Regions from separate parts of the Homo sapiens genome. Here region 1 is linked to region 2. A link is a loop called in an ENCODE intact Hi-C map of the cell type or tissue named here. Cell type or tissue: endothelial cell of umbilical vein. All regions are shown on one strand. Each heading gives the region's core, and the rest is flanking DNA. Links, peaks and the distances in the headings are about the cores only. Region 1 has its middle 160 kb from the start of FAM47A. Region 2 has its middle 100 kb from the start of FAM47A.

Region 1 (8,350 bases), core at 150-8,149, 55 kb after region 2:
AAATTCCAGGATAAAAGGGGAACTTTTTCTATTTTGTTTCATATTGTGTGGCAAGCACTTAGAACATGATATGCCTGGCATATAGTAAGGGTTCAATAAGTCTTTGGAGAATGACACTATTCATAAATGATGTAAGTTTCAAAGATCATTAGGATGCGTAGGAAATGAAATTACTTGAACAATAAAGATAAATTAAGGATGTTTTAGTGATATGACAGCCCTGAAATTCCCTAATAATGGATTTATTTCAATGGGGGAGAAATTGGTTTCATACTTTAAGCAACAAGGCTCTGGGAGCTATACATAGGACATGCAGGATTCTCAGCTCTTTCAAAAATGTAGGGGAGATAGAGATTTAGGTTTGGATTTTATAGACCTATGGAGGACCTCTTGAATCAAATATTATTTGAATGAAAATGAGTTTAGTTTATGAAGTTTGTCAGATTCAATTTGAAAAGCAAATTACAAATTAAAACACACCCACTTCGTGTAATAATTTTTAAAAATAATCTTAATAGTTTTTTTAATTTCATAGTTTTTAAAAATTTACATTGCACTATCCACAAGCTTCATCTGAGATAGGTAAAATATAATTGAAATTTCAATATTTAGACTAATTATTTGTATTATTAAGAGAGGAATCCTAAGGCAGATGACCTTTTGATTAGAATAATCATAACTATCTTAAGCAAAGGTAGCTGGCATAGACTAGTCTAGAATGGAGGTTGAGAAGTAGATTACTTCAGGTATCAAGTAATAGGCTTTAGAATCTATTCTTGCCTAGCTAATCTCTTAGGGTCTGGGGGCCTTAGAACAGACAAGAGAGGAAGCAGTCAATATATAGTTTAAGGGAGAAAAATGGCCACTGAGGCACAAAATAACAGAAAGATTCAGAAAACTTAGAGAGCAATGATTTCTTAGTCTCAATTTTAAGTGGATTTCTAGTCCATGCTATTCTGTACTCTGCCTTATCACAAAGTCTTTTGCGCACATTCTTGTGTTGGTTCTACACTGAAGAAAGAAGGAGGCTGGTGAAGATGAAATGTGGAGTAACATGAGTGGAAAAAAAGATCAACAGTGATAGAGAAACAAGCAGGGACTCAATCTTTTTGGTGAACAGAAAGTCAGTGTCAAGGAGAACATAACATCCATGAGAGTCCATAAAAAATCTTGAAGACTCCAAATTTCCAAATTCAGGGTAAAAAAGTACAAGGTAAAGACTTACTGTTTAAATGAAATCTCTAGTAAGTAAAGTAAAATTCATTTACTCACCTGTTTTTAAAATTAGGGGGAAAAAGCTTTCTATACTCAGATAAAGAATATGACATACACCCAGGTGTGACATCCTTTATATGAATGCATAAAAGCTCAAAGTTAGATGTGAATGAAATTAAAACAATGTAAGCCCTTATTCTCTCATCCACTCAAATTTACCTCTGGAGAGGTAAACATAATTAAGAAATTTTAAATTTGCAGATTGGGTTCTGTGGAAAGCTGACTCTGAAAATGAGTTTTTTTGTATGAGAGTTTATGATCAACATCTGTGGAAGGAATTGAAGGATGTAGAATTGGTCAAAGATGGAAAGTGGGCTACAGTAAAATTTCAACCAAGGCTTCAGTAGAGCCCATGAAGAAATCTGGGATGATCTTTCACAGTTATTCCACATTGCAGTAAGGGGGTTAGGCCTTTCTATCCTAACAATGACCAGTCACTATGTGTGGGCCCTGTGATCTTAAGAAAAGCAAGAATCTTCAAGAAAAGACTGACAGCCCACAGCTACCAGCAAGCAGCCCAACTACAAGCTAAGAAGTGGAGGGAAATTCTTTAATTCTGAGCAAGGCTCTGGGCAATACATAACAACATTCATTAAAGTATCATCCTAAACATCTTATTTATGCATTTCATCATATCACATGACATATTACAATATAGTTAACACAATACAAATTAGCAAAATCATAGGTTCATTATACTCATTCTACTACATTTTTAAACACTAAGTCTTAGATCTTTCTTTAGTTTAACATACAAAATTTTTATCATTCTTTTAAACAATTACTTAGTTTTCCATAGTATTGTTATACCATAAATTTCATTAACTCTTCTTATAAGAATAAACATTTATGTCGTGTTCTAATATCTTCTATTAGAGGCAATGCCACAGTGAACTTAATTGTTTAGGCTTGCATATATACAGGGTTTTTTGTAAGTATGCATTCTTAGAAATAGCATTTCTGGATCACACATATGGACAATTGTGGTACATGATGCTAAATTCTCCTTGAATTTAGGCCAAAATTCCCCTTGAATTTAGGTCAAAAATAGGTCAGTTCACATGCCTTCGAGAGGTACATGAGACTGTGTATTTTCACAGCTCTACCAAGACTGTGTGTTGTAATTCTTTTTAGTTTTTGGCAATATGATGGAATATAAAAATATATTTTAATTTGAAGTACCCAAATTGATATGTAACTGAACTTAATTTCCCATTGTTGTACATAACTATTTGTTTTTCCTCTGAATCACCTGCTCACATCATTTGTCTGCCTATATTTTTTATTGTTCAACTATTTTTCTTGACATGCAGGCTTTATTTAAAGCTACTCTTTTATTTCTATTCAATATCTTATATTTTAATTTTTGTTTATGGAATCATAGGCCATAAGAATTTAAAACAAACAAAAATAACCTCAGTACACCAATACTAAAATCAGTGAATCAAACAGGAAAAATTATAAATAGCAACCCAAATATGTTTTTCCCTTTACCAAAATTTGGAATTCATCTCCTGTTAGTGATGTTATAGCAATACAGTGTCCAAGAAGGAAAGAAAGAAATCATGCTAGGTATTTCACACAGAGGGGATGCAACGTATTGAATTCTTTATAAACATGTTGATTTAAAGTTTAACTTTTCATTTGACAGTGCAAAAAGAAAAAGAAAAGGTGGGGAAGTCAAGGAGGTCCCACCCCTTGACTTCTCAGTATTATTTTCAGGTACTTCTTTGGTCAATCCTAGAAAAAAACTGTTCAACAAATTGTTGATCTTTAGTTTCCTCTCAATTTCTCTTTTGTTCCCCACTTATAGTATCAAAATATGTTCTTTTCCCTTAAACAAAATGTCTCTAGCAGTTTATTTCTGCCCTGAAGCCTTCCAATCACAGAAAGAAACAATCAAAAACCCATTTATCTTGCGAAGCTATTTGTAAGATAATGAGTCAGCTCTTTTCAACCTTGCAATCTTTTAAAGAACCACAATAAAAGGAAACTACTTAAATTCTCAAATTAATTTATTCTGGAGGAAATTGGGAAGCCATGTATGTATATAAGGTGGTATAAAAAACAGGGCAGACAGCAAGTATGTATGTTTGGGAGGGCAGTGCTTCAAATCATTCCACGTACATGTGTCATTTACTCCTCCCACAAAGATATAAAATGCAGGAAATCAACCCACAAAGTGTAGCCAGGTTTCCTTTTCCCCTGTGAACTGGAACACTTGGAAAAAACCAGCGTGTCTAGAAAAACAAAAGATAATGTTTTCTAAGAAAACAGTAACATGGTTTCAGCAGAAGAAAGCCATATGAGTGTGCTTAATGTTAAACATGGGAGCTAAATGTTCAATTCAAAATATTAGTTTTAACTGTTAGCCCTTTGTGCCACTTTGTGACATTAAAAATTTCATACACCTTTCAAGCCACAGTCTCTACATCAATAAAATGTGAAGATTTGACAAGTCAAGTGCCCAAATTCCTCTCAGATTTAAACGTTCTGTAGTCTATGATCCTGGCTTTCTAGGTCTTTAAGCAGTACAGCCACTCTCTTCAAAACCAGACAGCACCTCTCCCTCTGCTTTAGGGGAATTCAAGAGATATCAGATTAATGGGACACATTATGATTAGTAAGTCTAGAACATTGGAGTGCATCAAGTCATCTGGTGATTTTACAAAAAGACAAAAAAGCTCAGGCCCCTCCTTGAAAGTTCTGGGTCAGTAAATTTCAGTAAGGTCCCATATCCCTGCAATTTTAACAAGCTTGCCAGGTGTTTCTTATGCCTACCAAAGAACTACTGGTTTCAATTTTGGCATTTATATATAATCTCTGACCTACACAGTGGTCTAATTTCAACATCAAGGGGTTAGGATAGACTTGAGTGTTTTTTTCCTCTATAATTTTTCATATATATATATATTTGCTCTTACAGTAGAAATCCATTTAAGTAAACTGCACTACTGGAAAATTAGTCTTTTCAAACTGATAGACCTTTTGCTATCACAAATTATTGACTGCTCTGGATACAATTTTGTGATTTTGAAAACTCAAGGTGTAAAATACACTTTGCAAATCTCTCTGAGAAAGATTGCTTCAGAAGTTGAGAAGCAATCAACTTTTGCTGGGCACAGTGGCTCATACCTGTAATCCCAGAAATTTGGGGGGCCAATGTGGGAGGACTGCTTGAGCCCAGAATTTCACTGCTTGATCCCAGCTGCAGTGAGCTGGGATCACACCACTGCACTCCAGCCGGGGCAACAGAGTGAGACTCTGTCTCAAAAAAAAAAAAAAAATTTTGAGAAGTGCTGTGTGGGAGACTCCTAGCATAATGAGCAGAGAAGAGGTGCTGTCCAAAGTCACCATGGTGCCAGGATGATAGCGGTATCATTTGTATCATGGGATTTAAAATATTTGAGTTCAAACACTTCCTGAGAAAATACAAGAATCATTTTTAACGCTAATACTGAACACATCTTTGACTCTAAATCTCTCATTTTTTCTCCACTTACAAAGAAAGGAGCGTCCCTCCTCCTGAATAAAACCTAAGTAATCTGTCTCTGAATTTGATCCCATCCAATTCTGAATCCTTAGGTCCTTTTCCCATTCTCCCATCACAGACATTATAGCACCTTCCCATCTCTCCTTCATTTATGATGGTTTTTGTCTACTTTGAGATATGCACTGGTCTCCTCATCCTTTGTCAGATAAAAAATGACTGTTACCTGCATCTGCTGCTTCCTCTAATACACTCCTGTTCCTCACCTTCCTTTCACTACCAAACATTTCACATAAAAGTTCATGAATTACTTCACTCATCTTCTCCATAAAAACCAGCCTTCTTATTTATGTTATTCTGAATACCAAAATGCACAAAATCTAGTTCTCTCTCTCTCTTTATATATCTATACGTATAGGAAGGTAGATAAATATAGATATATCTAATTAGCTAAATCCAATGCCTTTTCTGCCTTCTTCACATTTCTTCACCTACTTTGTATTTTTGCTAAATATGTCACTATTCACCCACCCACTCTGATCAATGAAAATGTTAGTATTACTACAATAGCAAATAAACTGTGTTTCACTTGTCACTAAGTACAAAACTTTAGTGGCTTAAAATAGCATATGTGTTTCTCTCTCATGAAATAAGACCAACATGGGTTAGTTGTGGAATGTGGAAGAGAGGACTCAGCTCATCAACATTCAGGGACTCAAGATGGAAGAATGGTGACCTCTTGAATATTATCATTTACCAAACCAGATAAAACTCTAAAGTGTCTCACACCAATTATTAATTTCTTCAGCCTAGAAGTTGCACATGTCAAGTTCTCTCACACAATATTGTCCAAAATTACACAGCCCACCAAACCATAGATAGTCCAGGAAATGAGATCTCCCAGTTGCTTAAAAAGTAAAGAACCAGAAATATCTTGTGAGATGCATAATCCATACCACAAATATTTTTAAAAATCCTAGGCTTACTTAATACTAAATTAGTATGGTGTTCCACTTTGGTTTATTTTATATTTCTTCTTACACTGCCCCCACATACTGTAATAACCCTATATTCTACTCTTTCTGCACTAACACTCCTATAGACCTCACCAACTTTCATGTAGTTAATTATCTCTTCTATGTCAATAATTTTTAACCTATATTTTCAAATATTCTTCTACTACTTGTATCACTCAATAGCAGACAGGGTATGTGAAATAGGTCCTGGAAAGTGACTTCACTTTATGATGAAGTCACATTATTAAAAAGCTGTCCTATAACATCATAAGTTCCATAAGCAAAGGCTTAAGAATGAGAGCTCTTCAGTGGTAACACAACAGGAAATATCATCTTGGGATACAGGGAGATAGATGGCTACATCTTTCCCTTCAATTTTTCAAATAATAGACTGTATTGTATCTGATAAGAGAAGATTTATAATCAAATACAGCAAATATATTTCAGCACATACTGTGTGTCAGACTTTGTGTTAGGAGTGTTCACGTTTATTGTCTTGCTTAATCCTTACAGCAATAAAAGAATCTAATGATTTAAGATAAGAATATAGAGGTTTAATAATAAAGAGAATAAAATAAGTCTTAGGAAAAAGCAGAAATACTTTAGAACTTTCCACCCAATCTCATTCACAAGTAACTTTGTGATAATTACTGTAAAGGCAGAATGGTTTGAATACCAAGACCTCTGACTGTAGACATTCCTATTGCAGGCAACATTTTAAAAATTTCATTCGATGGATCTCATGATCTAGTAGTAAAATTGCTATGCAGCGTTTTAAACACAAAACTATAAATACTTTATGAATTATCTAAGAAATTTTCAAATTTAATTTCTACTATATGTGATTTTTTGGTCACCCCATCTCTGCAAGGTAACATGCAAATCTGTCACATATGTATACTTCCTGTAATTAGGACAACTAAGATTCCCACTTCCATACAGTGACATTGATTCATAACCTTTTTCTATAACAAAACAATGGCACTTTTTACATAATACCACAGTTATAACATAAGTGTGAGGAGGTAACTCTGTTACCTCCTCAAATATTTTTCTACTCCCACTAGCAGCCGCAGATAGAAATCCTATAAAACACAGTATTTTAAAAGAGACAAAGTGACAGCTAATATACCATAAATAAGGGGAGTCCATCTGTATAGAGGACCAAATATAACTTTCTGTCTGACACATTCCCACTACTCAGCCCTTCTGCAAATGCAGAGACAAGTTACTTGTTTCAGTCTTTAAAAAATGTGTCATTAACCCAGAAGCTTTGCCCTGTTCTTTTGCCTCCAATCTGCTTTATCACCATTTGCATAATTAGTCCATCTGAGTACTACTTTGTTGCCTGTACCCCCAGATCTATTCTACCAATGCCAGCAGGAGGACCAGAAGGGGCTCAAGGAATCATGCACTCTATCATTTTATAAAAGGAGAAGCTCTGGTTCTTAATTGATCATTACAGCAGTTACAGATGAAGGGATTGAACCCAACTGTGTGTTAACATTGTCAAAGGAACATGTAACTAGATTCTACCAGGAAAATTCAACAAAAGTTTAGCCTTTCCATTTTTAACTGTGGCTACAATTTTCAATGCAGTATTTTCAGGACAAAAATGTAGTCCCTAAAAAATGTTCTCCTCCTGTGTTGAGGGCTACAGAAATGAGTACTTTCAGAATATAGCAAATTTTACAGATGGCATCATGAAATACCGTATTTTCTCTTTCTTTTCATGCTATACTATGCTTGCCTCTTACTTACCTTACTGATCCTCTTTTATTTCTTTCTATTAACGTCTGTTCTATGGTTTCTTTTTATCCTGACAGTGTTTTGATATCTCCTAACTCAAAATTTTTGGCTAGTTCTCCTAACTTCTGTTCTTAGCTCTCTTCTCTAATGTAATATTTCTATAGTTGAGTCCACCAGTAATGACAGCCATGTTCAACAATTCTGAAACACAGCTGGGCGTGGTGGCTCATGCCTGTAATCCCAGCACTTTGGGAGGCCAATATAGGTAGATCACCTGAGGTCAGGAGTTCAAAACCAGCCTGACCAACCTGGTGAAACCCTGTCTCTACTAAAAATACAAAAAATTAGCCAGGAATGGTGGCAAACACCTGTAATCCCAGGTACTTGAGAAGCTGAGGCAGGAGAATCACTTGAACACTGGAGGTGGAGGTTGCAGTCAGCCAAAATTGCACAATTGCCCTCTGAAAATTGTTTCCATAGCCTTATAATCTGGGAGAAGCTGAGGTTAAAAAGTTTAAGAACATAATAATTAAGGTTAATAAATCTGGATAGGGTTAAACTTCAGCTCCATCACTTACTAAATATGTTTTAATTTCCTCTTACATAAAATGAGGATATGGCAACATAATTCATGTGATTATTGCAAAGATCCCATTAAAAATATTTGTAAAGCACTGAACACAGTGCTTGGCACATAGTGTTTACAGAATTTGAGGGCAAGTAACTTGATAAGTTTTGGATGGGTCCCCACTAAAATCTCATATTGAATTGTAGTTCCCATAATCCTTACATGTCATGGGAGGGACCTGGTGGGAGGTAA
Region 2 (8,350 bases), core at 255-8,254:
GCCTGACAATGGACGCAGGGAGGGGAGCAACACTCACTGGGGCCTGTTGCGGGAGGGCAGAGTGAGAGCATTAGGGAAAAGAGCTAATGCATGTTGCCCTTAATACCTAGGTGATGGGTTGTTAGGTGCAGCAAACCACCATGGCACACGTTTACCCATGCAACAAACATGCACATCCTGCACATGTGCCCCAGAACTTAAAAAAAAATACTTTTTTTTTTAGAAAAAGAAAACATCTGTTGTCAGAAAGTTGGAGAGATGGCAGAGATCATCTTGTTTCTCTTCTCTCAAAGATCACAGTCTTATTCTACTTATTGTCAAACATCTAAACAAAGTTATTTGATATTTTTTATTGTGGGGGTTAGTACAATATCAGCTTCTCCTCCATGGCCAAAGTGAAACTCCTATTAAGTCTATTTTAACTGGGCTTTCTACCTTCCCTAATAAATTATTTTAGAGTCTTAATAAAAAGATATTTGAGTAAACTGGTGACACCAATAAAATGGTAAAGATTTAGAATCTTTTGTGTAAGTTTAGGTTTATTTTTCAAAGTAATTTTTATATTTTAGTTCAAGTCTAAGATTCATAGAAGTAAATTTACAAACAGGCTAATTCTTAATAACTGAAGATATAATTACACATTGATTCTTTTCCTTTTCACACACACTAACATGAGTTCCTCTGCCCATGTTTTAAAAATATTAATTGGTGTCTTTACCATATGCCTAGAGGAATTGAGTCACAAAGGGTGTCATAGAGAAACACATTGGAGGCTAATATCAGCAAGCCAGTGAATTAAGTCTGATAGGTTATTAAAATGTAGGTACCAACATGGCTATGAAAAATTAATGATAAAACTATTGGGTAGGCCGGGCGCGGTGGCTCACGCCTGTAATCCCAGCACTTTGGGAGGCCGAGGCGGGTGGATCATGAGGTCAGGAGATCGAGACCATCCTGGCTAACAAGGTGAAACCCCGTCTCTACTAAAAATACAAAAAATTAGCCGGGCGCGGTGGCGGGCGCCTGTAGTCCCAGCTACTCGGGAGGCTGAGGCAGGAGAATGGCGTGAACCCGGGAAGCGGAGCTTGCAGTGAGCCGAGATTGCGCCACCGCAGTCCGCAGTCCGGCCTGGGCGACAGAGCGAGACTCCGTCTCAAAAAAAAAAAAAAAAAAAAAAAAAAAAAAACTATTGGGTATAAGAAAGCAAGGAATACAATAATAAGCAATGTTTCAGCCAAAGAATGGAATAAATTAGCATATATAAATATCAGGGGCCAGTAGCACTTATGGTATGCTTTTTCAAACTTAAATCTGGTGTCATTTTTAAAGGGTGCTATTTCTGGGGGAAATGAAACACTCCTCCATTTAAATAATTGATGAATCCCATTAATTCTGTCTTCATAGAATATCCTTAATCCATGTTTGTCTCCACATTCTTACTGTCACATGTTATATCTCATATTGTCCTTGGTTGATATAATAGTCTCTTATCAGGGTTCTTTCTTTCTGATCTTTTCCCATTCTAGTGTATCCTACATATTGCTGACAAATTTAGATTTTGTAGCTAATTGTTCCACAAACTTTTAATGGCTTCCCACAAACTACAGAATAAAGATTATATTCCATAGCCTCAAATTGCATATGCTGTTTAATTTGAGGCCAAATGATCTTTTCTGCTTCATCCTTATACTCTGCTGAGTCAACCTACTCATTATTCCACAAATATGCACATAAGCATGACACTGTTGTTCCTTCTGTTACTTATTCCCACTTTGTTTGTTATAAGAATCTTTCCTCAACCACATTAAAGAGCAAGAATGGAGTCATATTTATCCTTGTGTTGCCAATATAGCCTAGTCTCAGATGAAGTTCAGCAAATGTGGTGAGATAGAGTTCCCACTCTCAGTTCTTTGAAAACTAGGATTTTTATGATGTGTGACAGCTCAGAGCAATGTGTTATCTCAATAATGAATCTTCATTGAGCTAGGTAGGTTCTAGGCTTATGATCCATCTAATTCCACTCCAAGTACAAATTAGACAGATATTGTTTTTGTGTTCCAGATAAATATTACACAGATTTCTGCCAGAGCCAGAGGAAACTCAGGTAGCAAGATTGTTATCACATTCCCTAAGTTTTAATTCTGAATGTCAGCCTGTTTCTAATAGGCCTCAGTGAACTAACCAGGAGGACATATTTTAAAAATAAATAAATGAATAAATAAACTTTGAACCCATTTATCTTTTGCCTAAAAGAAACCCACTTCACCTATAAAGACACATATAGACTGAAAATAATGGAATGGAAAAAGTTATTCCATGCCAATGGAAACCAAAAAAGAGCATCACTTGCTATAGTTATATCAGACAAAATAGATTGCCAGACAAAAACTATAAGAAGAAACAAAGAAGATCATTAGGTAATGATAAAAGTTCAATTCAGCAAGAGGAGATAACAATTTTATGTATGTATGCATCTAACACTGGAGTGCCCATATATAAAGAAAATACTATTAGACCTTAAAAGAAAGATGGACCCCAATGCAACAATAGCCAGAGATTTTAATACCCTACTTGCAGCATTGACCAGATCTTCCAGACAGAAAATCAGCAAAGAAACATCAGATGTAATCTGCAATATAGACAAAATGGATCTAATAGATGTTTTCAGAACATTTCATCTAAGAGCTACAGAATACACATTCTTTCCTCAGCATGTGAATCATTCTCAAGGATAGGCCACATGTTAGGCCACAAAACAAGTCTTAAAACATTCAAAAAATTGAAATAATATCAGCATCTTATCTGACCACAATGCAATAAAACTAGAAATTAATAACAAGAAGAATTTAGGAACCCCTACAAATACGTGCAAATTAAACAATATGCTTCTGAATGACCAGTGGGTCAATGAAGAAATTAAGAAAGGAATTAAAAATTTTCTTGAAACAAATGATAATGGAAACACAACATTTCAAAACCTATAGGATACAGCAAAAGCAGAACTAACAGAGAAGTTTATAGCTACAAGTTCCTACATCACTGCCACCTCCACCTCCCAGGTTCAAGCGATTCTCCTGCCTCAACCTCTTGAGTAGCTGAGACTCCAGGCATGCACCACCACGCCCAACTGATTTTTGTATTTTTTTTTTTTTTTTTTTAGTAGAGATGGGGTTTCACCATGTTAGCCAGGATGGTCTCGATCTCTTGACCTTGTGATCTGCCTGTCCTGGCCTTTCAAAGTGCTGGGATTACAGACTAAGTATTCTAATATTTGTTATATATACAGGAATCCTGATCACCCTTGGGAAGTGATTTTCCTGAGTTTGATCACAACCCAACTTGATAGCTATATGGCAAGTAACTCTTTCACTTGCCTTTCTTCCATGCCACTCTGGTGTATTCATCAAAAAGTACTTTTCCCTTGTCAGCTACTGAGACTTCTATTCTCTATGATAAAAGATTCCATATCCTTATTCCAAACAACTTGCTTACCAATCCCATCTTATCCAGATCCATTAGTGAACCTCCTTGCATTATATTGTAACAATGGCCAAACTACGTAGGTCTCTCTTGAAAACAACATGACTAATTCATATTATATTATTCCTGTGAAATTTATACATAAAAATGCTACTTGTACTCTACCCCAAATCCACAATTTCCCATGACCTATGGCTTTCACTCCTGATATTTTTTGCAATATCAACAGCAGTACTGTCCTCCTAACCAATCAGAAACTGGAGGAGCTACAGGGTATCTATTAATTTCTGTAAGACATCTTCTAATACACAAGAAAGTAACACAAACCTTATCTTCATAGAACCCCTTCATAAGAAGAAATGCATGGCTCATCTGATATTTACAACATCCCCTCCCTTCCAAACCCTGTACAACAATTTATTGGATCATTCAAGTTGATAAAATTAATTAGCTATATCACATAGTTTCTTCAATTTTTTCCAACTACTAATATGTAAATATGGCACAATATCTCACTGGATTCACAACCAATCCAACGTATGAAACAATGAAGTTGTTCAACCCAGAAGAGTCAAGTTTTTCATCAGGTGGACTGTCCATGCCACCCTAACCAGACTGAAGGAATTTGAAGGACTGAAGGTTTCAGCTCTGTTACTGACTTCTTAAAGCCATAAAAACTCTTCCTGATTCAAGTGTCTGATGAGAATGATTCCAACAGCCTCTCCCCCTCCTTCATTTTTTGGTCAATCTTTACCCAAATCTAAATTCCTGTCCCAGTAGTCTTAATCTCTTAGAATTATTGTTAATTTTTGGCTCTTTGGCATATCCAAACTAAACATTAACACAACCCAGAGAAGAATGCACAGCATAGAAAGAAATAGGAGCTATATTTTATTCCCTCCCAGGAATGATCTGTTTAAATATGCTCTTGAGTAAGACATATATTGAGCAAAACGAATATTTCTTTTAAGCTGGAATGTCCTTTTTCTATATACCATAGTCCAACTAATATGAATATATATATAAAGTTATTTAAAGTTTTATAAAATAGTCAAGTTGTAAATTTAAAATTCTCTTCAACACATATATATACATACCAACACACACAAAATAAAGAATTAAACATTTCTAATAATGATTATATAAAATCCACACTTACCATACACCGTATGTTGAGTTGCAGATTCAGAGATAATATTAACATGTGAACATGTATGTCAAATTGTTAGTAATTAGAAAAATATGTGCTAGGTGCAGCAGCTCATGCCTGTAATCTCAACACTTTGGGAGGCTGATGCAGGAAAATAACTTAAGGCCAGGAAATCGATACCATCCTGGACAACATATCAAGACCTTGTCTCAACTAAAAATAAAAAATAAAGAAGTTATCCAGGCATGGTGGTGCATGCCTGTAGTCTCACTCAGGAGGCTGAGGCAGGAGGATCACTTGATCCCAGGAGGTCCAGGCTGTAGTGAGCTGTGGTGGTGCCACTGCACTCCAGCCCGAGTGACAGGGAAAGACCTTGTCTCAATTAAAAAGAATAATGAAAAGAGAGAAAATCACAGGAGTTCAGGAACAATGGGCACACATGTATTCTATTTTTTTCATCATTTTACCTACAATGAATATGTGAAAGAACCATATAGAAATTCCATCATTGTCAGGTATTATGAAGTTTTGCTACTAATCAGGTTTTCTGAGTTTTTTAAGTTAAAAGGGTCTTAAAATATTTTATTATTATCATATTGTCAGTAATTCTCTTCCACATGCTAATATTAAAGCAAGTTATATAGTAAGAATACCAGTTAAGATTCTGTGTTTGATAATCCTCTATGGTTCCTACCCAGTGAGAATGATATAGGACTACAAATACCCAGATTCAATTCTATTCTATTCCATTCTAAGTGGAAAGCAATTCAAGAGAAGAGCTGCTGTGCTCTTACCAGGGGTGTAACAGGGCCCATAATTCCTTAACTCTCATTGAAATACTTTTTTCTAGGTTTTATTTCAGCATAAGTTATTTCAAAAAATAATACACATATTTTAAAAGATATTTCTACCAGTAGTTATTAAGCAAACACTCATGGAACCTCCATTTAAGTCAAAAACAATATCAACCACCTGCCAGAAAATTTCAATTTATTCCTTATTAATTTGAGCACCTTCCTTAAGTTATCTTAATATTTTGGTAATAATTTCCTTCTTTTCCCTGTCATTTTAACACCAGTGATGCATCACTAACTGATATTTTATTCCTATGGTTATAAAGTATAATGTATATGTTGTTTCTCATCCTTTTTTGTTCATTATTTTGTTGCTAAAATTCATCAAGTGGTGTGTATCTATAGTTCATCAATCTTCACTAATTTTATTTATCCATTCTGCTGTCCTGAGTAATTGGGATGTTTCCAGGTTTTTGGCGATTAAATTCAATATTATGAATATACTGGATATGTGTATCTGGTACATATAAGCACTTAGGTCTCCAGGGAAACACTAATATAACTGTCTGCATTGATTTAAATGATCTATTTGTCCTGTCCAATATAGTAGCCAATAGCTGCTGGTGGCTATTGAGCATTTTAAATACAGCAAGTGAAACTAGGGAACAAAGTCTTAATTTTATTTCATTTCATTATGATTAAATTTTATACTTAAATAGATACATGTGACTAGTGTCTGTCATTTGATACCACTGACTAACTTGACAAGTATTTTAATATTAAAGATCCCTGGACTTGAAAGGTGAAATAAGTACTTCTGATTGCACAAGAGAGTTTACAACAAGAAAATTAAAATTAAAATTCAGGACTTTAAATAATTATCTCAAGTGACAGTCAAATGAACAGAGGGTTTATATGTCAGCCTTAAAAAACCATCTCTTATTTCTTATAACATCAGAAGCAACATATCTAAAAATAGGACCCCAAATTAACTGCAATATTTGTAAAATTGCAGTGAAAATTTAATTCATAGATTGTCAAGTTTCAGATGTAAAATTTATAGCATCCATTGGAAAGTAGTGGGACTTTAGGAATTAAATGTGAATATCTTTTAAAAAGAAATCTAAAGATGAAAAAGATATAAGAGACTTAGACTTTCAAGTCTCCCTGATGTTCCCTTGCTGCTGGAAGCTGACTCTCCTTCTGCCCTTGAAGAGACTAGGCTTTACTTATGTTAAGGCAATATAATAACATCAACTCAGGCAGCTGTTTTGCAAGTAGATACATATTCTCCTCAAGTCTCATCACAACCATTCCTTATTTGCTATAGAACTATAAATAACTTTAGACAAGGGTATGCTCTGAAGCAAAAGTGCTAAGTTAGACCTAGAAAGAAATACAGTGTATTCCAAAAGTATTTCAGAAATTGGGGAAATATTTGCAAGAGTAGATTCTGAGGGAATCTCTGGTCTTGAAGCAAGTAGGATATTATAAATTATTGGGCTAGGCTCAATTTACTGATATGGATACACCAAGCAAAAATTTGAGATGACATATATTAAAGTGAATTGGAAATGACTCTAAGAATTTATTTCATTGGTTAATTGAAACTTGGACTTGTGAAGGCTTTTATTCAATGATGTTGAGATGCTAGAACTTTTATGGCATACATTAGTGAAAGAAATACAAAGATTTAGAGAGATAGGGATATTGTAATGGCTTTGTCATGTACATATTAAATATCTATCTCTACCACTATCTTCAATAAGTCCCAGAAACCATGCCCTTTACTGAGGATCTGTGAAATATAGTCATGCATTGCTTAACAACGGGGATATATACTCGCAAATATGTCATTTGAGGGTTTTGTTGTCATGCAAACATCATAGAGTGCACTTACAAAAACCTAGGTGGTATAGCCTACTATACACCTAAGCTATACACCTAACCTAAACCTATTTGTTCCTAGACTATGAACCTGTACAGCATGTTACTGTACTAAATACTGTAGGTAATTGTAATACAACGTAAGTAGTTGTGTATCTAAACATATCAAAATATAGAAAAGGTACAGTGAATATATAGTATAATAGATTAAAAATGATGTATCTGGATAGTGCAGTTACCATGAATGTAGCTTGTATGACCGGAAGTTGTTCTTAGTGAGTGAGTGAATAGTGAGTGAATGTGAATGCCTAGAACATTACTGTATACTACTTTAGGCTCTATGACCACAGTACACTTAGACTACACTAAATTTATGAAAACGTATTTTTCTTCCTTCAATAATAAATTTACCTTAGCTTACTGTAAGTTTTTACCTTATAAACTTTTAAATTTATAAAGGTAGAACGAGTACTTTTGATTGACAGGAGAGCTTACACCTTAAAAGGGGTACTTAAGTACTTATTCCAGCATTTTAACTTCTTGACTCTTTTGTAATAACACTTAGCTTAAAACACAGACACATTGTATAGCTGTACAAAAATATTTTCTTTCTTTATTTTCTTATTCTATATGCTTTTTTCCATGTTTAGTGTTTTTTATTTATTTATTTTTACTTTTGAAACTTTTTTGTTAAAAACTAAGACACAGACACACACTTTAGCCTAGGCCTACATAGGGTCAGGATTACCAATATCACTGTCTTCTACCTCCACACCTTGTCCCCCACTGGAAGGGCTTCAGGGGCAATAACATGCATGGAGCTGTCATCTTCTATATAACAATACCTTTTTCTGGGTACCTCCTAAAGGACCTGCCTGAGGCTGTTTACAATGAGCATTTTTTATAAGTAGGAGTATACTCTAAAATAGCAGTAAAATATAGTATAGTAAATACTAGGTGATAGAAATATTTTAGCTCCTGTATAATCTTATGGAACCACTGTGGTTTATGCAGTCCATTACTGACTGAAACATCAGTA

Evidence for each region. Hi-C counts contacts between places; a loop is a spot of excess contacts. Peaks named below come from ENCODE experiments on the same cell type or tissue, not always from the same donor. Only the 100,000 strongest peaks of a DNase experiment are listed, where the experiment ranks them.
Region 1: a loop joins it to region 2, with 2.3 times the contacts of the local background. A loop is called at or near these places in 2 of 110 quality-filtered maps.

What each region holds. Positions count from the first base shown.
Region 1 is chrX:34,285,549-34,293,898 of GRCh38, forward strand. No RefSeq gene overlaps it. Among named protein-coding and RNA genes, the nearest start is that of FAM47A, 160 kb to the left of the region's middle. In endothelial cell of umbilical vein, for the core only: no CTCF peak of the experiment used is centred there; a DNase peak (open chromatin) is centred at 3,463; H3K27ac peaks cover 987 bases.
Region 2 is chrX:34,230,352-34,238,701 of GRCh38, forward strand. No RefSeq gene overlaps it. Among named protein-coding and RNA genes, the nearest start is that of FAM47A, 100 kb to the left of the region's middle. In endothelial cell of umbilical vein, for the core only: no CTCF peak of the experiment used is centred there; no DNase peak of the experiment used is centred there.